4 separate regions of the Homo sapiens genome follow, and all the other regions are linked to region 3. Evidence: chromatin contacts called from ENCODE Hi-C or POLR2A ChIA-PET data. All regions are on one chromosome and are shown on one strand. Each heading gives the region's core, a stretch centred on a gene start or an enhancer-like site at or near the end of the contact. The rest is flanking DNA. Distances are from core to core; before and after follow the strand shown. Region 1 holds the start of LINC02703 (long intergenic non-protein coding RNA 2703). Region 2 overlaps CADM1 (cell adhesion molecule 1). Region 3 holds the start of SIK3 (SIK family kinase 3). Region 4 holds the start of JAML (junction adhesion molecule like).

The links. A loop is a pair of places that touch in the nucleus more often than their neighbours do. ChIA-PET counts read pairs that join two places held with the same protein, here RNA polymerase II (POLR2A). Pooled maps may share reads with other maps.
Region 1: a pooled map shows a loop between it and region 3 (6-fold over the local background). The contact joins the promoter of LINC02703 here to the promoter of SIK3 in region 3. A Hi-C loop is called at or near these places in 4 of 37 single-sample maps with no recorded cell type and 5 of 50 pooled maps. POLR2A ChIA-PET finds 5 or more read pairs at or near these places in 1 of 52 experiments (GM12878).
Region 2: a pooled map shows a loop between it and region 3 (4-fold over the local background). The contact joins the enhancer-like site here to the promoter of SIK3 in region 3. A Hi-C loop is called at or near these places in 3 of 37 single-sample maps with no recorded cell type and 2 of 50 pooled maps.
Region 4: a pooled map shows a loop between it and region 3 (3-fold over the local background). The contact joins the promoter of JAML here to the promoter of SIK3 in region 3. A Hi-C loop is called at or near these places in 1 of 37 single-sample maps with no recorded cell type and 5 of 50 pooled maps. POLR2A ChIA-PET finds 5 or more read pairs at or near these places in 1 of 52 experiments (activated T-cell).

The regions. Positions count from the first base shown.
Region 1 is chr11:115,914,907-115,921,350 of GRCh38, reverse strand. LINC02703 (long intergenic non-protein coding RNA 2703) reads right to left here and starts at 1,715. Exons shown (of 7, transcript NR_187258.1): 1 at 1,040-1,715. RefSeq lists an enhancer at 1,870-2,019.
Region 2 is chr11:115,219,433-115,225,289 of GRCh38, reverse strand. All of the region lies in intron 5 of CADM1 (cell adhesion molecule 1), which reads left to right. Among named protein-coding and RNA genes, the nearest start is that of CADM1-AS1, 170 kb to the left of the region's middle. RefSeq lists an enhancer at 1,942-2,750. Within about 2 kb of position 2,714, at least 6 of the 41 ENCODE cell types and tissues checked have a DNase peak (open chromatin) inside an H3K27ac peak, as active enhancers do.
Region 3 is chr11:117,096,871-117,102,839 of GRCh38, reverse strand. It overlaps SIK3 (SIK family kinase 3), which reads left to right and starts at 4,412. Exons shown (of 25, transcript NM_001366686.3): 1 at 4,412-4,697. The coding sequence starts at 4,425. RefSeq lists silencers at 4,224-4,403, 4,484-4,533 and an enhancer at 5,855-5,904.
Region 4 is chr11:118,223,753-118,229,963 of GRCh38, reverse strand. It overlaps JAML (junction adhesion molecule like), which reads left to right and starts at 4,953. Exons shown (of 10, transcript NM_001098526.2): 1 at 4,953-5,023. MPZL3 (myelin protein zero like 3) reads left to right here. Exons shown (of 6, transcript NM_198275.3): 6 at 44-3,274. The coding sequence ends at 70.

The DNA.
Region 1 (6,444 bases), core at 466-2,965, 1.2 Mb after region 3:
TGCCATTTTTTTTTTAAATCTCTGAGATGTCCCAAAATGTTGACTTTGTAAATTTGTTCAGTGAGGAGGTGGGTAAACACAAGCATTCGGAATGTGAACAGCATCATCCAGCCAGAACGCCCAGCAGGTTTGCAGAGGTAGATGTAAAACACTACAAACAGCATGCGGGAGCAACCAGCTCTCCCTGAGAGGGAAGTATAGCCTCAGCATGGAACTGGAAGCCCCCTAGAAGGCCATGGCATGCTGAGAGGGAGGAGAGGCACTCTGCCAGGCCTTCCAGCTATCCCTCGGGGCCCTCTCTTCAGGAGGGCAAGGCCGTACAGTTCACAGCACACCCATTTCAAGCCTCAGTGAGTTCAGTGAAATGCCATTTCCCCAGGTCAGCATTTTACATTACACCAGCCCAGTATCCCTGCTTGACTGCAAAGCATTAACTAGGGCCCTGCCTCAATCAAACATGCTGCCATGGTGTGACAGGATGCATTCTGTGTAACGACAGGCAGAATGTCAGAGACCTGGGGAGGAAAGCTTGCAATCTGTCCAACAGTGCAACGGGAAGCTCAGGAGTTACTGAGCACCTCGTCATTGGAAGCATCCAAGAAGACATTGGATAGGCATCTACATTGCATAGTGTACTGGAGTCACATTTGGTCTGAACTGGAATTCTGGCTCTACCATTTATTGGCTCAATTTCCTGCAGCCTCAGTTTACCCATTGGAAATGGGGGGAAATAAGGGTATCTATCTCACAGGGTTGTTGTGAGGAGAAGATCATGCATAAAAATGGCTTAGCACAGTGCTCCATAAATGAGAGAGACAATGATGAAGGTGAAGGTGCTGGCGATGGCGGTGGTGAGTATATAAAGAGGAAGAGGAGAGTGAACACATTCTTGACTCTGAAGGGAGTTTAATGAGGAGCAGTTGCAATGGGGCACTCTGTAGAACTTGCCATTTTGACAGCCCTGCTTCCATGTGGAGAGCTAAATAGAGGAGGCTCTGGGAAAGTTATCCCACAATAAAACCCACCCAGCCCTTCCTACCTTCGTTGTGAGTCAGACACATTCTCCCATGCCTAACCCTGCCTATGTTCTCTCCCAGAACTCTGGACAGAGAGATACAATTCAGCCAATTAGAGCACTGCTTAATTGCTAGCATTTTGCAAACCACTGCCTTATTGGCTAGAAGGGCAATAATATCAAAAAGACCTCCTGGTGACTTCACAGTTGGGAAAAATAGATGCTCCTAAGTCATCCCTTCTACCCTCCTCTAAGTAACAAACACCTTTCTCCCCTGGGGAAATTTCTTCTTTCATTTGCTGTAAAGTGACTTCTGCTGAAGTGTGTGTTTTTGAAGTGGAAAATTGAAAGCACATGATTCATTCCAAAAGCAAACTGTTAGTTCACAGCTGAGAAATCACTTTGCTATTGGTCCAAAGAGTTGCTTCTCAGGTTTGAGGGGGGCAAATTTGTAACTCCACTTTCACCCTCTCCGACTACAGAACCACTCCATTGACAGACCAAGAGCCAGAGAAATGAAGATCGAAATAGCACCTTTATTCCTGATAATGTTAAATTAGAGGGGGTGGCTTGTGTCAGACCAGAATGACCTGCTACTCTACCCCTGAGCTGATCTGATCCCCCAAAACTTCAGGCTTCCCCAGTCGGGGCAGAGCCAGCCCCACGAATCTTACCACATGGCTGACAGCAGAGCTTGTGTGTTCTCCCAGGGCAGGCATATACCAAAAGAGAGGGAGAGGGAGGGGAAGAGAGTGAGTCATACATAAACTCAAGTGACAAATCACTCCTAGCTGGGTCAAAAAGGGAGTAGAGAGGGGCCAAGTGTGTGGGGTCAGGGAAGTCCCTCTATATGAAAACTAGAGAAGGAAGGGGATAAAAATTCCCCAGATTTTTGTTATCTTAACCAGCTGGGCTTAATGTTTAACCCCTGGACAACCAGGTATGTGGTCATCTGGCTCCAGGAGGGGATGAGCTAACTATCTGAGCAGGAGGTCGCTCCCCCAGCATCAACTTCTGTTCCTTCCTGTGCCTTCCTGGGACCATCCTAAGACACTGTTGATTTCACTTCCATAAGCCTCTGAGATGAGCCAGAACAGTGTGTTAATAAAATCCAGTCCAAGGCTATGTTGTGTCTAAGACTGCAAGTTCAGAGCCTGTTCTATTTCCAATCCAAATTGATGTCCAGCCACATGGACCACTAACCTCATCAGAGGTTCTGTAATGAGGTTTAATAGCAGAGTGAAGATACTTCAATAATAAAATGCATAAAGAGCTAATAAAAAATGCATAAAGATTTCTTCAATAATAAATGGGAAAATAAGATGTCCCAAATTTGGATATAAACCCTTCCCATTATCAAATTCCTAGGGAAAAATTTAGAGATTAAAATCCCAAAGAGATTAAAGTCCAAAATCAAAGTATTTAGCCCTTGCGAATTAAAGCCCAAAGAAAGTCCAAATTGCCCAAGTTACATTTAAGTTTAAAGCAGTGGAGATCCTCCCCAGTTCCCTACTCTGCTCAGTCTCAGGCAGCAGCACTCTTGGTGTCTGAGCAGAGGGAGGAACTCCGTGAGCAGCTGGATCCTGAGTTGGCTTCCACTGGGGTGTATGTGTGTACCTCCTCAGAACCTCAGAAATGAGATCATTCAACTCCAAGCCTCTCATGCACTCCCTTTTTTAACAGCCCAAATAATTAATAGCACATTAAAGCTTATCAAAGCTCTCTCCTGACACCAATAAAATTTAGAAAACCAGGCATTCTGAAGCCCCTACAGCAGTTGTCCCAGGCAAAATTATGTGCCCAGCCCCAGTGCTCAGTTTTGCCAGAGACCATAGCAGAGCATCCTGGTACCTGAGGGAAGCAGGAAGCCAGAGATGGTCCCGGTCCAGCCCTAACAGGTTCCCATCAGTGCCTGCCAGTATCCCAGAGTCCATGACCTTTACCCATCAATCACAGGGTTATTCCTGGCACTGTTTTATTAATGCCCTGTTTCTCCCTCCATGGAGAACACCACCATATCCCCACATGCCTGGACTCTCCTCTGCTGGAATTGGCCTCTCCCTGCTGGCACCTCCCAGGCCAGGGCTCAGCACCTGAAATGGCAGAATATTGGCTGCTCCAGCAAGGAGCCAGACTGGGATGGAAATTTCAAAGGAAATATCCAGAAACTGGTTTCACAGCTCAAAACCCTCACTCTTGTCAAGGGTATTAAAAAAATAAGTGTGTGGGAGGTTGACAGGAAGGTATTTGTGAAGAGGGCTTCTTTAGAGACAGGTGAGCTGTGAGTTCCACCTCCCTAAGGGGAGAGGCAGGTGTAACTGTACCTTATCTCCAGTCTGCTAGGGGGTCTTCAATGGGACCACTCAGACAGCAGAGTGTATGTCCCCTGTAGTGTGGGAGAATGAGTGCCTGACATGTGACCTTCACCTGTAAAATCTGGGTGACAGAAGGGAGGAAAGCAGAGGAGGTGGCACATGGGTGAGTTGCTCTCCCAGTATCTGCTCAGGCAAAGATGCCTAAGTGTTTCCTAGGGTTTTCATATGGGCTTTGCAAGCAAGAGAGCTGGGATGGTACAAAGTTAGGCCCTGCCCACTGGGCCGCATGCAGGAACAATGGGACCTCTGCCGATACAAGCTGACCATTCAACCCCTGCCCTGTTGCAGGCACTGGCTGGGGAGAGAGAAACCAGCTATAACTTTGTATGAAGTTGGAAGCTTTGACCATTACATGGGATCAGGCATTCTAAATATGAGTTCAATCTAGATATGATTTCAGGTATCATTGAACATTTTATTTCCCCCAAAATATTCCTAAAGGTCATGGATCTTTCCATGTACATATTTGGGGTTAGTAGAACTTTCCTCCTTAAGTAAATGTAAATAGTGGGAAATCAAGAAAGTTGCTTTGTGATTTCATTTCAAGCTTTTTCAAAGAACAGGTCACAGTGGCATAGCACTCTTACAGATTCTTCTTTACTTAACTTGCAGCATGGTTATCTGTGGACACATCTCATCTCTGGCCAGTAGACTGTAAGCTTCTTGTAGACAGGTGTCTTCTTTATCGATTACAACTCCTTTCTGAATGTTTGGAACATGGCATGTATTCAGTAAATATCTGAGGATAAAACGAAAACAGAAAGGAAGGGAGGATGGGAGAGACAGAGAGAGTGACAGAGAGAGAGAGAGAGAGAGAGAGAGAGAAATGAGAGAGTCAGAGCATCCGTGAGACTCTTGTGCAGCAAAGATCAGTTCATCAATAGAACCAGAGTACTATGGGGCTAGAAATTGATGGGCATCTTCCCCACATGCTGCCATGTATTTTTTGTCTTTGAAGCTTTTGCCACAGATTACCCTCTGGTCCAGAACTGCACATAGCCACTCACTGCTGGCCATTAGTCACAGGTCAGATGAGCAGAAATGCTGCTGGGCTAGTCTAGAGATTGCTGGCTAGGAGTCCAGAGTTCCTGGTACTGGGTCTGGGCATTCATGCCCGGAACTCTTCATTGCCTCATCTAGTAAGTGGGGATGGCAATGTCTCCTCTGCTAAGCGGTCAGGGTTATTATGTAGAGTATTTGGAAAGAGCAGGTTTCAAAAGTGATTGCCAGGTGCTGGCACCTGCCCCAGATTTCAGCTGCCCTTTGAGAGGCTGTCATAACCCACATAGGCTGGGCCCTGGGGGCTTCCCTCTCAGGCTGGGATCAGAACACTACAATGTAGACAGCTTAGGAGATCCTGGGCCGGGCCCTTCCTCTCTTCATGACTGCAGCCCTCCCCATTTCGCCTGCTCTCCTGAGGACTAAAGGGTTAATGAGTAGGAAAATAAGAGAGATTTTAGTGCCTGCTCTGTCTTTGCAATGCTGCCTTTTCCCTCTTTGACACTTTGCCTTCACAGTCCATTCTATAAAACGGGCTCCGAATGTGCACTGATGTTGTCCTGCTGCAGTTAGTGATGAAGCCACATCAGAGCCTCTCTTGATGCTGCTTCTCTAAACTGTGGTGTGCATATGAGACAGAGACAAAGAAAGAAAAAGAAAAGGGAGGAGGAGGAGGAGGAGGAGGAGGAGGAGCGAGGGGGTAACAGGGAGGGAGGAAAATAAAGAGAGGGAGGGAGAGGAAAAAGAGGGAGACTTACCATCTCTCTGTATTTTTAATTACATAAATAATACATGTTCATTGTAAGAAGTCCCATAATAAAGGGATGTGTTTTTAAGTGAATGGTCTCACCTTACCTCTCTCCTTCTATCTTGAAGTAAGTCTGGGGATCTCCCTGAAATCTTATGAACTCCAACGTACTTATTTGACCCCACAAATCCTCTGCTTCTCACCTAACCTCACCCCTCCTGTGTTCTCCTACACACACACACCCCACATCCTTGTCTCTCTGCTGCCTCACAAATCTCTCCCAGGCTAATTTGTTCCATACCCTTCTATAGGCAAAGCCTAGTACATCATAATTGCCAGCCTGGTCTAGAATCCACTGAACTATTCTATGTGTCCTTCACTTTGGAGAATCCTGAAATAGCCACCATAAAATTCCCTTGGCAGTCCCTTCCTAAAGAGGAGGGCCATCCTACAGACACCATTAGGAAGATTGTAGAACTGAGCAGGGAGGTACCACTGTGAGACTAACATCAATGAAATGCGTCTGAACATTTCCAGAGCTGAGCAAACCATATGTCTTCATAATTTGATTGTGTCCTGGTCCCAGAGGCACCTCCAGCTCTATTGAACACCGATGGAGTTATTTAGGATCATAAATAATATTATCAGAGAGGGTCCACTGGGTAAACAGAGTCAGTGTGTAAATTGTCGGAGTGAGATATTGATTGTTCTTAACTGACTAATGAATTATTCTGTTTAAGAGCCCATAGAAATAGTGCATATCATTTCAAGGCAATAGGGCCTTTGAAGGATTTTCTTGACAAGCAGCTTCTATCTAGTAGTGTTGGCTGCCATAGCTGAGGAACAGCACTTCATCAGCCACTGTGCCACCACAGGAAAATAACAGGCAACCCCATGGTGCAGGGGCCCCAGAAGGAGTTATGAGGTCCAATGAGGGTGAGGAATGGAGACAACTGCCAGATCCAGCCAAATCCAGCCCCTTGCTGCTGCAGGTTTCAGATCAGGTCTCCACGAAGTTCACAGGCTTCAGATCTATTGCAGAAGTGCCCAAGATGAGGGTTCCAGAGTAGGGACTTATTGACATACGACTTTGTGTATTGTCTATGAGCTATTCATTCCATGCTCTGACCTTCCTCAGTGACCTGCCAGTGGCCGACTGAGCCCATGCTTTTAATGCAAGGCTATTGGTGAGAGTTTCAAAAGGTGGAGGTTGCTGCTAATTTCTGTACCTGCCCCTGCTTTTAAGAGTATAGTGACTCTCCTGCCTACAAGTCTACATCTTGGCCCCTTTCCTTACTCTATGACCC
Region 2 (5,857 bases), core at 1,465-3,964, 1.9 Mb after region 3:
ACCACAATCAGCCAAGTGTTCAGTTATTTGATTTTCTGGGGCATTAGCCGCTCTTGTTTGTGACATTTCCCTGTTGGGTGCTCGTTTGCAAGCTCATTAATAAGGTTTTCTCATAGGAACGTTGCCGGGAATGAAGAACATACAGTAGGTCTCTTAGTTTTCTAGCTTTCATTCTGAGACTCAGCAAGGGTACAGCAGCAGCACACAGTTAAATGTTTAAAACAGAAAATAATTATGCTCCCAAGCTGGAAGAGCTCAAAGCTCTCTTTCCTTAGATGTTATGCAGAGAACAGTTTTGCTTTTTAATGTTCCGAGCTGTATGACCCTAAAATCTTTCAGTGCATTTTTTTCTTGCGAATGTCTGTACAGGTGGTGGTGCCCAAATTTACAACATGGTTGATTATAGCAGAGTGTGATACAATTGTAGCACGGTTAGTAGAGCTTCAGATCTGAGGGAATGTACTCTTGTCAAATAAAAGCCTGTTTAAATGGGAACAGTTCACTGTCTGAGCGTTAAGAGAAAACTGTCTAAATAGCATCAAGGTGGCAACACATAGCGACATAAGCTGGGAATTCAAAGAAAAGCTGTGACCCTCAGTATGGAATTCAGATTGCTTTGCACAAGGGAGGAAAGCCTTCCTCTGGACTGGGGTGAATATGAAGCTCTTGAATTACTGCTGTGTGGCTTCTGCTTTCACCCATCATAGCCTTGCTCTTTAAAATGTTTGGCAAAAATCCTCATTTTTTGAGGGTTTTGTGTTTGTGCATATTTTAAAAAAAGAAAGAAAACTCAGAGATGAGTTTTGAAAAGAAGAATGAAAACAAAGACTCTAGAAATGGGTGCTTGAATGCCATGCCTGCTCTGATTATCATCTGACAGTTAATTGTATACGTGGGCATCATTTTCAAAATGAGTTTTATTGACTGAATGTAGCTAGGTATTTTATAAATCCATAGCCCTGTTCATCCAAGGTCCAGAGAAGGGTAGATTTTTTTTTTTCTTTCATTCCCTCAACTGGAGGAAAATTGGGCATTGAGGAGATGATCAAAACCTGTTCTTTATCTGTGCCAAAATAAATGTTTCTCTGGTATCGATAGTGCCCTGCATTGAAGGAGAGAGGAAAACCTGGAAATCAGAAAATCTTTCCTATTTGGAGTGGAGGATAACACTTAGTTCCCAAGAGCAGCTTCTATGTCAAATCCTCTCCCTCATCAATTCTGTTTCCAGGTTGTATTCTTCAGAGCATAATAGCTGGCGTTTTCAGATTTGGCCTGTTTCTCTCTGATCTCCAGTCTCTCTCTCTCTCTCTCTCTCTTTTTTTTTTTTTTTTAAACGGAATACGCTCTTCCTCCCACTCTCCCTTTTATTTTTTTTTTAAAGCAGTGAATTGAGTTTCAGGGAGGTTATTTTAGTATTTATGATTCCTTATGAGAAATAATCAAGGAATGAAGAACCCCGATTGAAGCTAATTTTTTAACCTATTATTTCTTTGTGTTAACACAGAGTAGTGTTGGTTCCAAGTTCCTGATATTATAAGGACTATAGATTGTTAGTGATACAATCTGCAGTACCAAAAGTGTCAAGAGGCTGAGTAACCAGTATTCAAAATACAAAGAGTGAGTGTTGGGCAAATACATCGTGAGCAAGACTGGAATAACCCTTAAGGGAAAAGCCTTTGCCTTTATACCTGCCTTCTGAATGCATACCCTGCAGAAAGAGGCCTGTTTTACTAAGAACCACCTCCTCTCATCTCACTGACCTTAATGTATTTGTAAAAGATGTGTCTGTGTGGCTGTGGACATTGAATACTTACATAGTGAAACCAGTCTTCTAATGCACATACTTCACTTAATGGTTTTTAACTCAAGGTTAAATTTTGATTGTGTGGAAGGTTAAATAGTTGTGAAGCTGGCATCTAAAAATCTAAAAGGAATGGTCAAACAACATCCTTTCTGATTTCCTGTAAGACACCACTTAGAGACACATCGGAAGTGCTAAATAAATGTATGGTGAAGTGGAAATATGTAAAGCAGAACACCTGGGCTGAACCTCTGATTTGGGCGGCTGGATTGACCTTCCAAAAGAAAAACAAAATTATATTCTGTGATGAGGACTAACGGGAACTCGTGATCTGATTTTATTTATTTTTTAATCAGTAGTAAAGGTGGAAGGAGAAGTCCATGCCCCAATGTTTCTTCACTTTCTCATTCACTTATTCCTTCATTCATTCATCCAGCAACTATGTCTTGAATGCTTACTGTGTGCCAGTCCCTGGCACCGTTCTAGTTACCAAGACTTCAAGAAACAGAACAAAACAAAACAAAAAAACCCCTCTCTTGTTACAGAGGGAAGATTCTTGTACAGAAAATCTTGCTATAGGGATTTTCTTGCCCAGTGTTTGCTTACAAATGATGAGAATTGCTTCCAAGACATGGAAGAATATTCTGTGAGTATGTACCCCCATTTAAAAAGCAGTGGGAACAAAGCTTTCTGCCACCACACCATGGGATCAAATTTGATTCTTTTTTGTAAACAGTAATTCTAATACCCACAAACCTACCTGAAAGTTGCAGCAAGAGAAGACTGCATTCTACTGTGGTATTGGTCTTACGTCAGTCCCACCAGATTTGACTCATCCCACTCACAATCGTTCAGCCCTCTTCAGGAAGCCCAGTTTCAGTACTATGAGTCATAACAACAGATGTAACAGCAGGAGGTTCTTCACCTTGCAAACAAACAAAATAAACGGCAGTGAAAATTATTCATGAATGTATTATGACAATAGAAAGCAAATATTTTGCAAGATGTTCTCTTTAACTCCTCTGAGAGCTCTGTGTGACTCCGTTCATTCACCAATCCCAGTCACCTGGCATTGCTAGACATTGCCCTCCTTTAGTTGCAAAGCTGTCCTCCCCCAACAATTTAGACAGCCATATTGTAGGGGTTGATTCTTGCTTTGAGCTCAAACAGCTTCTAACACTCACCAAATCTCAGGTTAATCTTTGCATTGTCGTTCTACTCCAAACTCCAATAATCCTCCATGATTGACAAAGACTCTTCAGTCAATGCTTCCTCACTTGAATGCACAGGGGCTGACCCAGACCCGCTACCCAGACATTCTGATATCATCTGTGCTCATGCTGCCCTTGAGTTCTCCCTGGTAGGACTTGAAACAATTAGCACTTGATCCACAAGCATCAAATCCCCATACTCCTTGGTGTTTCAGAATATTGGGTGAAATCTAAGTAAGAAACATGAAGAAGAGCCTGTGTCCCAAATGCAGTTGCAGAAACAGATTTGCACTCAAGCCCCTGGACCTAGTTGCATTGAGCACATCAAAGAAAATATGACACCTGCATTTCCTGATTTAGAAATTCTTAGGAAGAGAGGGAAGGTTGTGGGGACTCCAGGGATAATAGGTCTCCCGCTGGCATGTCTCCTGCCAGGGTATGAGGATGCCTTTTCCACTGACTCAGCTCTGCTCCTCTCTGCTACCCTGGAAGGGTGACATCCCAGTCATGAAGAAACTGCAAAGTACCTTTTTCTAAATAAAGGAATGCAAAGACCTGATACGTTAGTGTTTGGACCTACAGAGGAGACTGTGTCTTTTCATTTACATAGGAAACTGAAATACAGGTTCAGAATCTTGAGTTTCATCTTCTGAAAAGATCACAGAATGTGGTGCAAGGTCAGACTGGCATGAAATCAATTGTAATCTGCCAGCAACCCATTCCAACCTCTTTAAGAGTTTCCTTTTATATATTTTTTCCCTTTATAGAGAGAGCAAAGTACATTTAAAGAAAGTCTCATCAAATCAGAATGTCTTTCTAATATTATTTTTTTAATTGGTTGCTACTGTAGTGTGACCTAAAGCCTCCTGGTGTTTAACCCTCTGTGCAACTTTGACTAATGAACAAATTTGTCTGCTATAGCAGTCTTGCTAAATGTCTTTTACAGGGTTTAAAAAAATTCACAGTGTATTATGAAAACCTCAGATCCCTCGACCTAATTGATTGGCTGTTGATGATGCCATGTCTATAACTGTAATGTTCTTTAAGTGTACAGACCTAACTATTTTTCTTATTTTTATATAGCAGTTCCATTTTATAATGACATTAAGCCATTCTGAGTGATACATTTCTGGGCAGTTATTGCACTTGGGTAGAAAGTATCGTCTGGCTTTTGGCCTCATGCCTTACAACACCAACCGAGGCGTAAAATGATCCCCCAGAAAATGTACTAGGCTTTACCTCATTACTTAAAAATAAATCTTGGAGGCTGGTTCTGTTTCAGAAAAGGTTTGGTGGGTTATAACATTTGATTTATGAACATAATTAAAATATAAATGATGAGCTCTGGGCTATTCAATCAGCCATCTGGATTGTTTGGTATTTTGACATATTCATATCGTAGTTAGGCTCTTCAATGGAAAATTTAATGTCCCTTAGTTCTAGAGGTGCCAGTGGAATCCCAGGGTTTCTATTCCACCTGTTGAAAACGCTTAAGTTTCTCTTTCAGGACAAAGGAAGGGGAACAGAATTTATTTTTAAGTTTCCATCACCCAGGGATAGATCTCGGCACATAGACCTTCTATAATATTTGATTCCTAGGCTGGGCGAGAGGATAGCTCATCTGCCCGTGGTCAGATAATATGCCTATAAATACTGCATGTGTCAACAGAGGGGAACATTTTTCTGTATAATGCAGGCAAGACTAACGCTTACCTTTTCAGCCAGCTATTACGGTAACTGTGGCAGCTGTAGCCATAAGTAGATAGTAGATGTTTCTCCAGAACTTAAAGAGTAAATTGGGAAAATCAGTTATCAAAACTGAAGGTGTATTTTTTGTGATTTAGTAAATGGTTTTTAAAATAAATTTTGGGTATAACAAATCCTTAGCTTGTTCTTCCCAATTTATGTGAATAATTGGCAACTGATAAACAGCTCATTAGGAACATAAAAAAGCATTTAACTAAAACTCAGTGGTACTGAAGAAGCAGGGTGGATTAAGTTTTTCAACACTGTCTTTATTATTGATGGAAGTTGAGCATGTAAAATCCTTAGTGCACTATGCTGAAAAATATGCCCTCTCTGTTTGCTTGTAAATTACATTAAGGAAAAAAGAAGAAAAACAAAATCCTTCCACATAGGCCAGCAAGCATTCTGCTTCTTCTTAATTAATGGCCAAAGTCAGCAGTGCATGAAAAACGTAGCCTTTCTGTAGATCAGAGATTAACCTATAAGCAGATGTTACATTTCAGCCCAAATTTTGGGCTTTAAATTTAGCCTCACCCAGAAGGTTCATGGGTAAGAATGATAGAGGTCCCCTAACTAGGAACTCTAGTAAGTGCTGCTGTTTCTGGGTATGAACTGTGAGGTAGCAGGTCTTCTGTTTTCTGTGTGTCCAGTGTCATAACCTTCTTCTTTCATTTTTTTTGTATCTTTTTTAAAAACTAAACTTCACTAACTAGTGTGTGTGTGTTACACGACTACAAACAATAAACCCACACCTGATGCCCAGCAGTTGTAGTTAGCCTAATATGTGGCCTCTGTCTCTGAAAGGGGGTGCCCAGGAGCTCTTGAGCCACCCAGTGCTGGTTCAAGGTCATCCTGTTTATCCTTTACAAGCATTTCTGCTTTTCTTTAATGACTACCTTCCCGACCCAGTTATCAGTATCTGGAAACCTCAACACCATTTTGCTCTTAAACAGTTTCTTTGCCAACGTGTCCAAGAATAGAACTGTGTAACTTGCAAGGGTCAGCTGGAGCTTCTGGGCTTGTTAACTTTACGTTCTCTGGCAAGAGACTTAGCTTCTCAGAAAGCACTACCAATTCTCAGTATGCAGTGCACACTGGT
Region 3 (5,969 bases), core at 3,163-5,662:
AGAGAGAATGTGTGCATTCAGCTCACCCACAGAACCAGGGCATTTGGAGTGTTCAATGTGTGTCCAACAGTGCCTTGATTCCTATGTGATGGCAGAATTTATAATCAGCGAGTAATTTCCTTATTTGGGGAATTAGTAGCATGTAAATATACTACGATGTTGTCTTTTGGCATACAGAATTTCTGAATAATGCTCCTGTATCAACATTGCATGTATAAATTTAGCTTTTTTTCTTTTTTTTTTCAGAGTAGTAATGAGTTGGACCAATAAAAAGTGCAAAGCCTGGCTTTCTTCAAGTCCTCATGCTCCGAGAGTCTAAGGAGCAACATTGTAAGGCTGCAATTTTCTTTCAGGTTGCAGGTAAACTGCTCTGCAGGCAGCCTAAGTGTTCTTTGAAAATCACTGAAAATATGTGACATCTCACTGTTTGTATCACTCTCAGGTCAGACCTTAGGTCCTCAGACATTCTGTATCACTTCTAAAAGTTTCCAAGTTCCTATCACTGTCATTGAGAATAACTTGGTCTGCTCTTTTCAAATTCTGGAAACAGGACACAATGACATTACATAGGAAAATGTCTCGTTTTCCTCTTTGAATCTATCTTTTGCTTTTTCAGAAAAGGGTGAGTTGGTAATGATGGCTGATTAGGAGCTGGGTGAAGGGTCTATCTCTCTGCCTTTGTCTTGCATTACAGGGGCTCTGAGAATTCCACCCCCAAGCCACTCCTCTGAGTCTTCTTCAGGACAGGAACACAACACTTATAGGCCTGTATTTTGTTTTTTTTGTGAGAGGAGTTTTCACTGTGTTGCCCAGGCTGGAGTGCAATGGCACGATCTCGACTCACTGCAACCTTTGCCTCCTGGGTTCAAGCAATTCTTGTGCGTTAGCCTCCCAAGTAGCTGGGATTACAGGCATGCACCACCAAGTCTGGCTATTTTTTAAAGATTTTTGGTAGATACAGGGTTTTGCCATGTTGGCCAGGCTGGTCTCGAACTCCTGGCCTCAAGTGATCCACTCACCTCATCCTCCCAAAGTGCTGGGATTACAGGTGTGAGCCACTTGTGCCTGGCCAGGCCTATATTCTTTTTTATTCTTTTTTTTTTTGAGATGGAGTCTTGCTCTGTTGCCAGGCTGGAGTGCAGTGGCACGATCTCGGCTCACTGCAACCTCTGCCTCCTGGGTTCAAGCGATTCTCCTGCCTCAGCCTCCCGAGTAGCTGGGATTACAGGCATGTGCCACCATGCCCGGCTAATTTTTTTTGTATTTTTAGTAGAGACGGGGTTTCACCATGTTGGCCAGGATGGTCGTGATCTCTTGACCTTGTGATCCGCCCGCCTCGGCCTCTCAAGGTGCTGGGATTACAGGTGTGGCCTCAAGGGCCAGAAATACTTCTACACAATAAGCCATGATACTCTTCTTGGTGCTATTTACAAGTGAAGCCATCGCAGGCACTTCATTCAGTCTTACTGTCTTGTTGTCTTTATTCCTGCGCTTCTGCTACCTGCTCTGTCCTGCTTTCAAGACCTCTCAAAATACTCTTCTTCCCTGGGTCGAAACTGAGCCCAGTCACCCTGAACTTAATGGAGAGACCACTTTTCCTACTGGCTCCTACCTTGACAGGGATTATAATACAATGGGGAAGATCCTAGGTTCCAGAGGTAGGTTGCCTGGGTTTTAATCCCAGTTCTATCACTTTCTAGCTCTGTGATTTTGGCCAATTCCCCTAATCCCTATGTGCCTCATTTTCCTTATCTGCAAAATAGAGATATAATACAAACCATCTAATTAGGTTGTTGTGAAGATTAAGTGAGTTCCCTTAGGTACACTGTTTAGCATAACGCGTGGCAGATTGCTATTTCCTCTGAGTTTCTCTCAGAACCTAACTCAGTTCTTGGTACTCAATAAATCCTTATTAAACGTAAACATCTAAACTATTTTCCTTTTTGCCTGATGATCTCCTTTGATTACTCCCTTCTCTAATTTTCTATATTCTTTGTGCCAAAGAGGACTATTCTTCAAGGAGATCTCCAGCAAGTCTCTACCAAAGTCTCAATCAGAAACACCATCTAGTGACCTCAATCTATACAGGAAAGGAGCGTAAGTGACATAACACACAGCACACAGCATATGTTCTGGTCATTATTGAGGGACAAGAGTCATCTGCTTCTTCTCTGTGGAAATTAGAACAATGCTGCATTTTCTAGGTCCTTCCCAGAGTTGTTTTTGTTTTTGACACTCTTGAGAGAGTAGCAAAAGTTCTGATATTTGATGTTCGAATTACCTCCATTAGTGGAGGACACTCTGTGATCATACAGTCATCAGTAAGAATGGTTTCAGTGCTGCTCCTGCAGCTTCCACAGTGAAAGATTTTTTTATTTGCTTTACTAGCCAGCTAAGGTTTCTGTTGAGACACCCAGGGAGATGGTAAAACTGCAGCTGTAGCTGGGCACGGTGGCTCACGCCTGTAATCCCAGCACTTTGGGAGGCTGAGGCGGGGGGATCACGAGGTCAGGAGTTCGAGACCAGTCTGGCCAACATATCGAAACCCCGTCTCTACTAAAAATACAAAATTAGCCGGGCATGGTGGTGTGCGCCTGTAGTCTCAGCTACTCGGGAGGCTGAGGCAGGAGAATGGCTTGAACCTGGGAGGTGGAGGTTGTGGTGAGCTGAGATTGCACCACTGCACTCCAGCCTGGGTGACAGAGTGAGACTCTGTCTAAAAAAAAAAACAAAAACCCAAAAACTGCAGCTGTGAAGCCCAGCACCAAAGTTATAGTCCCTGCTAGAGGCAGCTGAGAGCCATGAAGTGATAGGAGAGGCAGGTCACACCCCATCATTTATCTGGGATGGAATGAGCTCAGCTGATGAAAGGGCTTAACCAATGCAAGAAGCCAAGGCCCACTTCATTCTTATCTTTAGTTGCTAATAAGGGAGCCAATTAGTGTTAATTGTGTTGGCAGTTTGGAACAGCTACCAGGGAATAGATCCAAGACCATTGTGGGATGACCCCTCTGTCCCATCTTAAGTCCCAGCCATTACTCATGGTTGGATAGGGAATTGGAGCACCAGGAGGTGTTCTTTGGTCAGCGAGTAAACACGAGTTATCCTTCCACACATTTACAGTGCCCTGGGTGTCAGTTTTTAATACTGTGCATGCAGTGACCTCACAATACAGTTCTACCATTGAGAGAGACATAGATATGGATGGATCAGGACTAGTCCAAAGGAATACATTTTAACATTGGAATATTCACAATCTTCCCTCCTTTCCACCCAGCCTGCCAAAGACTATTTTGTTGACAGTCTGATTTCCTACCTGCAACCCTCACCTAAAGCAGCTAAGTTAATCTATTTAATAAAGGGAAGGGGAGAGAGGAGGAGGAAGCCTGGGAGCTATGAAGGATGCAGGTAATAGGCAAGGGAAGAAAAAGAGATATGAAATTGCTGGAGTTATTAACTTGATGACCCTCAATGTCCTCGGAGAGTCACTAGGAAGGATGGAATTTTTATTATTTACTTATTTATTTTGCTTAACCGACTGTTGTTTAAACACGACGTGGTTCATTGGACAATGCGCACCACTGCTTCATCAGGGTTATACAAGCAACAGAAATAGTATGTAGGCACTCTGACAGACATCCCTGTAGAATTGTTCAGAGATGGGGGTGGTAGGAAGGAAAATGACGTACCTTCTTTGGCTGTCACCCACCCAATGACTGGAATGCCTGTTTGGACTGGCTTGTCCGCCCTTGAACACGCAAATCCTAGTTTCCCCATTCTCCTATATTCGGTGACAATTAGGTTGACTGTGCAGGGTGAGCTGGATTTTGTAAGAGGAAGGAATTTTACCGAAGAATTCCCCTGCGTTGTTACCAACTTGGTTACAGTTGCTTCAAGAGTGTAGCTATTCCTGCATTTGTGGCCTCAAGGGCTAAAGTGGGACAACGCTGGTATTTTTGGTGATGAGGAAACACTTTTTTTTTGTTAAGGGAGGTTGGGTGATCGTTGAACTGGGACAGAGGTCACAGCAGAGGTCACATTGGCGATTCGAGCGGCGGTGGGGGGTTGGCTTTGGGTCGGGCATCCTGCGCCCCCCACTCGGGAAAGGTGGCGGAGACTTCGAGGTTGGGGGCCCATCGAAGGTTCCCACCGCCAGCTCCCGGAGGGGGGCACCCGGGAGCCAGCGCCTCAGGAACCGGGGCCCACGCGGGAAGGTCGAGCCCGCCGGTGAGGTCACGGTTGCCATGGCTCCGGGCAGTGACGCGCGTCGGCACGTGACCCGCGGTTGCCATGGAGCCGGGCGCCGGTCGGCGAAAGCGCCCCGCCTCCCCGAGTGACGTCCGCGGCCCCCCCTTTCCCGCCCCCCCTTGCCCCCTCCCCCGAGCCGGCTCCCCGCGGCCCCGGAGGTTTCACTGCACAACAAGATGGCGGCGGCGGCGGCGAGCGGAGCTGGCGGGGCTGCCGGGGCCGGGACTGGGGGAGCCGGGCCCGCGGGCCGCCTGCTGCCTCCGCCCGCGCCGGGGTCCCCAGCCGCCCCCGCTGCCGTGTCCCCTGCGGCCGGCCAGCCGCGTCCCCCAGCCCCGGCCTCCCGCGGACCCATGCCCGCCCGTATCGGCTACTACGAGATCGACCGCACCATCGGCAAGGGCAACTTCGCGGTGGTCAAGCGGGCCACGCACCTCGTCACCAAGGCCAAGGTACCGGCGCAGGGGCCAGGCGGCAGTCGGAGCGTGGCGGGGCCGGGAGAGGTCCGCGCCCCCCAGCCGGGGGGTCGGGGCGGCGAGCGCGGCGCGTGGTGGGAGCGTTGGGGGCCGGGAGGCGGGAGGGAGCCAGCCGCGGCGGGGCGGGCGCGGAGCTAGGGACACCTGGGACTCGAGACGGCGGAACTCCAAGCAGGGGGCCGAGGGCACAGAGCACCGGCGCCCAGGAGCCGGGCGCGGGGAGGGGTCCTCGGGGCTGAGGGCAGGCGGGTAAAGGGGATGATTGGAAAGAAGGGGTCGGAACTCCCCGAGGGCCGGGAGACTGTAAGCCCAGAAGACTCTGGAACCAGCAGCTAGGGAATCATAAGGGAATGAGGGCAGGGGCATATGAAATGTGGACCCGGAGGATGGGGAAAAACAAGGGTGAAGTGGCAGACCCGGGCTTGTAAGGGGACCCAGGACGGCTGGGGCACGGACTGGGAATGTGCACGTCTGCAGGGCGCTGGGAGGTCCCAGGATCCTGGTGCCTTAAGACAGAGACAGGAATCCGCATTTGATCATCTAAGACTGATAGATGGTGCGAAGGGGATCCCGAGGAGACACGATTAGTGGAGGAGGCAATGAGGAAAATGGGGAAATAAGGGGGAAATTGCTTTGCTTGTCCACAGGAAGGGGCCCAGGGAATGGGGGAGTGAGGTGGGGGTGGGGGCTGTCCCAGGTTTATGATGGCACTAGGTAGTCAGGGGTTAAACAATTTGGGAGAGCTGATTGCTGGTTATTTTTAGTTGTTGGAGGGTCGGGAATTGTGGGCTTTGTAGAACCCAGGGTGGGCTTTTACTGGTTGGGGGGAAGCTTGTGATTGAAGAACCCAGACACCGGGAGATTACACTCATCGAGCCCTTAGTTCTCAAAGGGATTTGAGGCGCTATAGGAGTGAAATTGGCCAAGGTCAATTAGGAAGCTATATATGTATGCATGTAAAATTCTTTGAGGAAATATGGTAGCACTTTCATGTAGCCTTCGTTGGGAGGACTGGAATCTAAGACATCAGGAGGAATCTTTTGGTTTTGGTGGAACCCGCAAAGCCCATTTTTACTCTAAAATTTTCTTTGCTCAATATCTTACTTGAATGAATACTTTTAATGTAGTCATTCATTATGTTTAGAACTGCAGCTTGTGTTTTCCCTCAGCCTGAGGAATGAAGAACCCTTACAGCTGCTGCCGCCTCCTACCAAAGCCACATCAATTCCCCTCACCTCCTCAGCCTAG
Region 4 (6,211 bases), core at 3,704-6,203, 1.1 Mb before region 3:
ACTCTGGAATTGTGTTTCACACCTGCTGTTTTGCTCCCTCCAGGATTCAGACTATGAAGAGACATATTGATGAAAGTCTGTATGACACAAGAAGAGTCACCTAAAGACAGGAAACATCCCATTCCACTGGCAGCTAAAGCCTGTCAGAGAAAGTGGAGCTGGCCTGGACCATAGCGATGGACAATCCTGGAGATCATCAGTAAAGACTTTAGGAACCACTTATTTATTGAATAAATGTTCTTGTTGTATTTATAAACTGTTCAGGAACTCTCATAAGAGACTCATGACTTCCCCTTTCAATGAATTATGCTGTAATTGAATGAAGAAATTCTTTTCCTGAGCAAAAAGATACTTTTTGATTCATCTTTGCTCTGGAATGTATTACATGTTTTCTTCCAACTGTTTGAAGGAGAATTTTGAATGTTTGCCACACCGCTGATACCCAAATAATTTTTTAAATGAAGTGGAGCTTGTGGCTTCCTGATGTGTCACCAGACAAAATATTCGCTTGGGATATGTATTCTTTGTTTTTTGCTCCATGTACACTTTCAGCTGTGAGTTAGTATAGGGCGTATACTTACCGGTTTAATGACCTCAACCTCAGTTGTGTTTGGATAACTTAGGGTGTATACCCTTAGTTTCCTTAGAGTTGGTAGGATCAAGTCATTGGTTTGCTTTGACTGGGTTTTTAAAGTATTAAGTACAGTGTCATCAATTTACAGTTAAGGAAAGGAATCGTGAAGTAGAAAAATTATTTTCTTTAGTCTTGCTGGTACAATTTGGGCTAAGGAGTCTTTGTTATTTTCTGTCTTGCTTTTTTTTTTTTTTTTTTTTTTTTGAGGCAGAGTCTCACTCTGTCGCCAGGCTGGAGTGCAGTGGTGTGATCTTGGCTCACTGCAACCTCTGCCTCCTGGGTTCAAGCGATTCTTGTGCCTCAGCCTCTCGAGTAGCTGGGATTACAGGCATGCGCCACCACACCCAGCTAATTTTTGTGTTTTTAGTAGAGACGGGGTTTCACCATTTTGGCCAGGATGGTCTCAATCCCCTGACCTCGTGATCCACCTGCCTCGGCCTCCCAAAGTGTTGGGATTACAGGCATGAGCCACTGTGCTTGGCCTGTTATTTTATTTTCTTATAACTACAACTTTTCTTCTTGAATTTTCAGGTCAGAGGCAAGAAAAACTCTTTACAGGTTTTTAGTGGGGGGCTTATGGAGTATTTCAGGAGTTCTTTGCAAATTAAATCATCTTTTCACTTGTATTGTTTTTCAAAACTTTGTTGATTTCTAAAATGTGCCAACTGTGAGTAAACTATGGTATTTGCAAGTGGTTTTTACATAATATTTGAGATGAGGAAGTGAGATTGTGCATGACATACTTCTCCTTTGTATTCTCTCAGTGCCTTACAGCAGGTTACTCCATTCTGCTATGACAACTTGTTTCAAATGTTAATTTACATAGGATTTTTTATAAGCCATTAAGGCATATGTATAGTATATCAGTAAAGATGGATGGTGCATATATAAATAGTCTTCTGTAATAGTGATTGGATTTACTTCTCAATTATGAGAGACAAAAATTATCCCCTCACCTGTCTCTATTCTTTCAACAGGTTGATCCCTTTTCATGATTTTTCATTAGGTGGTTCAGGAAGTTTCCATATTACAGCGCTTCAGACTGTATATGTTAGTTTAAAAATCACTTTTCTCTCTCTCAACTTCTTTCTTTTTTTTTTGAAGACTTAATTTAAAAAATTTGGGTTGTTAGATCCGTATCATAGATTTGGCCTAGCCTCTTCTGTTAACCTAGTCCACAGATGAGCGAATCTGGTTAGTTGAAGGACATTGTGATTTGACTCTGGTCACGCGAGGAAGTAGAAGGGCAAAGACAGGACCGGCAGTTTACATTTCCAGTGGTTAAACCTCACGGTACTTTGGGACTGCTTGTTAACTTTTGTGGTTGTCTGAGGCCAATCTAACGTGACCATTTCTGACACCTCAACAGAGAGAGGAAAGCAACTTGAGCAATGAGAGTAAATAACTTGGGCTCTCAGAGATTTGAAGATAGAGATCTCATTGTGAGGGGGACTATTTTGCAGGTCCTCATTTCTCCAAGAAAGAGATGGTGTTACAGGAACCCACTGAAAGCCATATCCCATTAAATGAGGAACTAATTTTGGCTGGGCCTTCTTGTAATGTCCTCGCAGGTGTGTTGTGAAGATTAATGCAGGGTAGTATGTTTGTAGATTGACACCTAGTCTAAACTTGAGGTAATTGGTGCTCTGTGAATACTCAGTCGTGTTCTTTTATAGCCTTAATCATGATTTGAACTAGTCCCTTGCTTTTTAAATGACTGAATGAAGTCCTTCGTGGTAAGGGAGTACGTTGATAACTTAGTTTACTATATGGGTTTGTGGTCGCATCCCAGTCATCAGCTGCTATCATTTTCCTTCTTCATCCCTTATACTGAGATTTGGGTTACAGCTTTTTATTCTTCGAAGGATCACAAAGCAGTGTACAGACACCTGCCTTCTTTAAGGATGAAAGGAAGATAAAGTGGTCTTTTTTTGTTTACTTATTTGTTTCACCTCTTGTTTGAGTAACTTCTAAGGTGCTATTCTCTCTCTCTTTTTGCTACCTCATGAGCTCTTGTCACAGCCATGGAAACCAGCCTCGTTTAGAAAGGGAACTTAGTTCAGAAGGGGTTAAAAGCCTTCCAGAATTTTTCTTTAGCTGCTGAAGTTTTTACATGTGGTTACATGACTTTAAGTTTTATGCATTACGCTCTTAATTCTATTACAAAATGTGGACTCACCAATTGCTTTGTGTTTTCCATGTGACCTGTTACTTCAGGCTACTTGGGGAACATCTTAGTCCTCTGTAGCTCCTGAACCCAGCACTGGTGCTTCAAGAGAGAAGGTAGCACGTCTTTGTTCAAAACAAAACAAAACGACACTTCTGGAGGCCACATCCTGAATATGAATGTTCTACTAAGTCACTCAGTTATGGTTCTAAAGGGAAACTGTAAGAAGACCCACAAGGAGTGGACCAAGACTATTATTTAATTGCACAACTTGAAACTTTGCTGCCAGAAGAGGCAGCTCCATTCCTTTGACTCCAGTGTTGGGCTGTTAACTGCTGCACCTCATTGCCTTTTTTTGTTTTTGTTTTTGTTTTGTAGGAGGGTAGGCACTGTTGGGCCATATGCACAAATATTGTAACTCTTGGTATCTTTACTGCATCATAGTCAATAAACTTCTTTGTACCCTTTGGCTACCTTTTGGTGTGTGCATATCTACATAAAAGGTGGGAATTGTCATGTGAAAAAGATGGGGGTTTGTGGTATTAAAAGCTGAATTAAATTTAAAAGAGTTTAATTGAGCACAGAATGATTCATGAATCAGGCAGTCTCCTGAGCCAGAGTGGACTCAGAGACTCCAGCGCAGCCACGTGGTGGAAGATTTATGGACAGCAAAAGGAAAGTCATGTACAGGAAACAGAAGTGAGGTACAGAAATAGCCGGATTGGTTACAGCTCGGTGTTTGCCTTATTTGAATAGTTTGAATCATTGGCCATCTTCGATTGGCCAAACTCAGTGACTGGCACAAGAGTAGACTAGAGTCCGTATACTATTCCATTTACGTTATAGTTCATGATGTACAGAGAAACCTTTAGGCCAAACTTAAAATATGTAAGGAGGCAGCTTTAGGCTAAACTTGATTTAACAGTGGTTTTCAGCATCGTGCAACCAGTCATGTCGGAGCTGTACCCCCGCAAGAACCTGCAGAGGTTCCGTGGTGTGCTGGAACCAGCTTACATAGCAAGAGCTGATTACAGGCTGAGTACCCCTAATCTGAAAATACAAAAGAGTGGTTGCTATTTCAACTCCAAAATCTGTAACTTTGAGTGCCAACATGATGCTCCAAAGAAATGCTTATTGGAGCATTTTGGATTTTCAGACTAGGGACGTTCAACTTGTATGTATTCGGCAAATATTCTAAAATCTGAAAAAAATATGAAATCTGAAACATTTCTGGTCCCAAGCATATTGGATAAGGGATACTCAACCTGTATTAAGTTTTTTAGGAATTTTGCAAGCCAGTTGTTAAACTGTTGGTAGCTTGAAATAGGTTATGATGGGAATATTTATGCTGTGGAGATTGCTGGCTCTCTAGCACATCACTTCTCAAGGACCATGCAGCGTAGTGCTTGGGAGCAAACGTTCAACAGCTTTTCAGATGATACAGGACAAGTTCCATGAGTCTGCCCATGCCTAGGTCAAGCCAATCTAGCCGAGGTTGAAGGTGCGTACATTGAGAACACCTATTTTGAAGTGGTGACTAAGACTGAGAGGTATCTTGAAGTGAAGAAACCTTGAGTTCTAATCTAGGATGTCCAAGTCACCCAAGAGGTTCTCTATGGGAATCAATGGCTGCCTGTATTCTGGAAATGCTGATATCACATGGCCAGAGGAAACTTTCATGTCTACATGGTGAGTTGGAGGACTGGGCAGGCGTATCTTTGGAAGCAGGGATTGGGTGATTGCCTGGCGAGGTTGCACCTCTGTTTTGAGAGGAAAAATAAAAGAGGTTGCTGTATCTTTAACACAGAAGGTTTTGTGTTAATATTACGTTTATTGTATTTTGTTTGCATGAAATGGATTTCTTTCTCAGCACCTATTTGCCTGGTGCCATTCAAGCTCCTACCCTCAGAGGGCTTGTCATCTAAAAGGGGAGATGGCACCTGAAGAGGTCTGAGTGTGAGGTTCACCTCAGTAGGTTGAATTTGTCACCTCTTTTTAGAATGAAAGTATACATAACAATTGGGTAATGGGCCAGATGACTGAAATGAGAACCTTGATTTAGAGGTTCCTGTTTGCATCTCTGCAACCACTTCAGAAGGCACGTGTTTGGTTTGCTCTGAGCCTAACCTAGAGTGCTCGCAGCAGTCTTTCAGTTGAGCTTGGGGACTGCAGCTGTGGGGAGATTTCAGTGCATTGCCTCCCCTGGGTGCTCTTCATCTTGGGTAAGCAGTTGCTTTGAATTTCTTAAGCCATTTTTTGAACTTTTCTCACACAGAAGTGTGCCAGTCCTGAAGGCTGGTTGAATTGGTAGTCTCTCAGGATTGTGAAGCTGCGATTGCAGAACTCTTGATCTCTGCAGGGGGATGTCATAAAGTAGTCTAATGGGTGCTGTTTCAGTTACTGTCGTGTAGAGTAACTTAGGTGAATCTCCTCAGCAAAAAGAGGAGCAAAGTTTCATCATAATAAGAGTACGTGACAATGATTATGACAAGGCTTCAGCTTTTAAGTCACCCGTGGGTTTAGGTGGAGCTGTGACTGGCTGTTCTTGAGCTCACAGCAGAGCTCTTTCTTCACTGTTTTTCTTTTTAGAAGACAGTTTTTAATTTTATTTTTAAACAAATTTTATTGTGTGTATTTAAGGTATACAACATGATGTTGTGGGATGCATGTAGATAGTAAAAAGTTTACTATGGTGAAGCAGATTAATATATCCATCATTTTACATAGTTATACCACTGTTTTTCTTCTCCCCATTATAGACAAACCAATATTTAACCTTTAGAAGCCCGAGACTTAAATCTCCCAAGAAAGCTAGGCTACTGTCCATGCTTGTTACACCCTCAGCACAGCCCTGACCTTGGGAAAGGCTGATGCAGGATGGTTTAGGTATAACCTACTCTGGAGAAGAGAGCAGGAGTAAGGACCTCCAGGGTCCCATTCGCGTAGAGCATTAACCGATGTGACCTAGACTGTGTTACAGAAGCCACGTGACCTACCAGTCTGTATTCAATGGCTTAACAATGGAAAATGAGGGCATATTTTAAGACGCATGGCTTAGAGTGGTTATATGGACTTGTAGACCTAAAAACATCTGAGAGCCTAGAAGTGCACAGCAGTGTGCAGATAGATTGAGAGGACTTGGCTCTGCAGGTGGACAACACTCTGTGAGTAAAAGAAGGCTGTGCAGTTGTCCGTTTGCTCAGTGGTTAGTTGTCCTTACTAGGGACAAACACTGAGAGACAGCAGCTCTCCCTTATTTTGTCTCATGATATTGTAATTTGGGGGGTAACTTTCACATCTTGTATGGTAGTCTCATTGTAGCATGTCTCTTTTCTGAAGATTTCTTTTCTGTAATATAAAGGGGTATGGATTTTTTGGAGGGAGGGGGTGCCACTTGTTCTCATTACCCA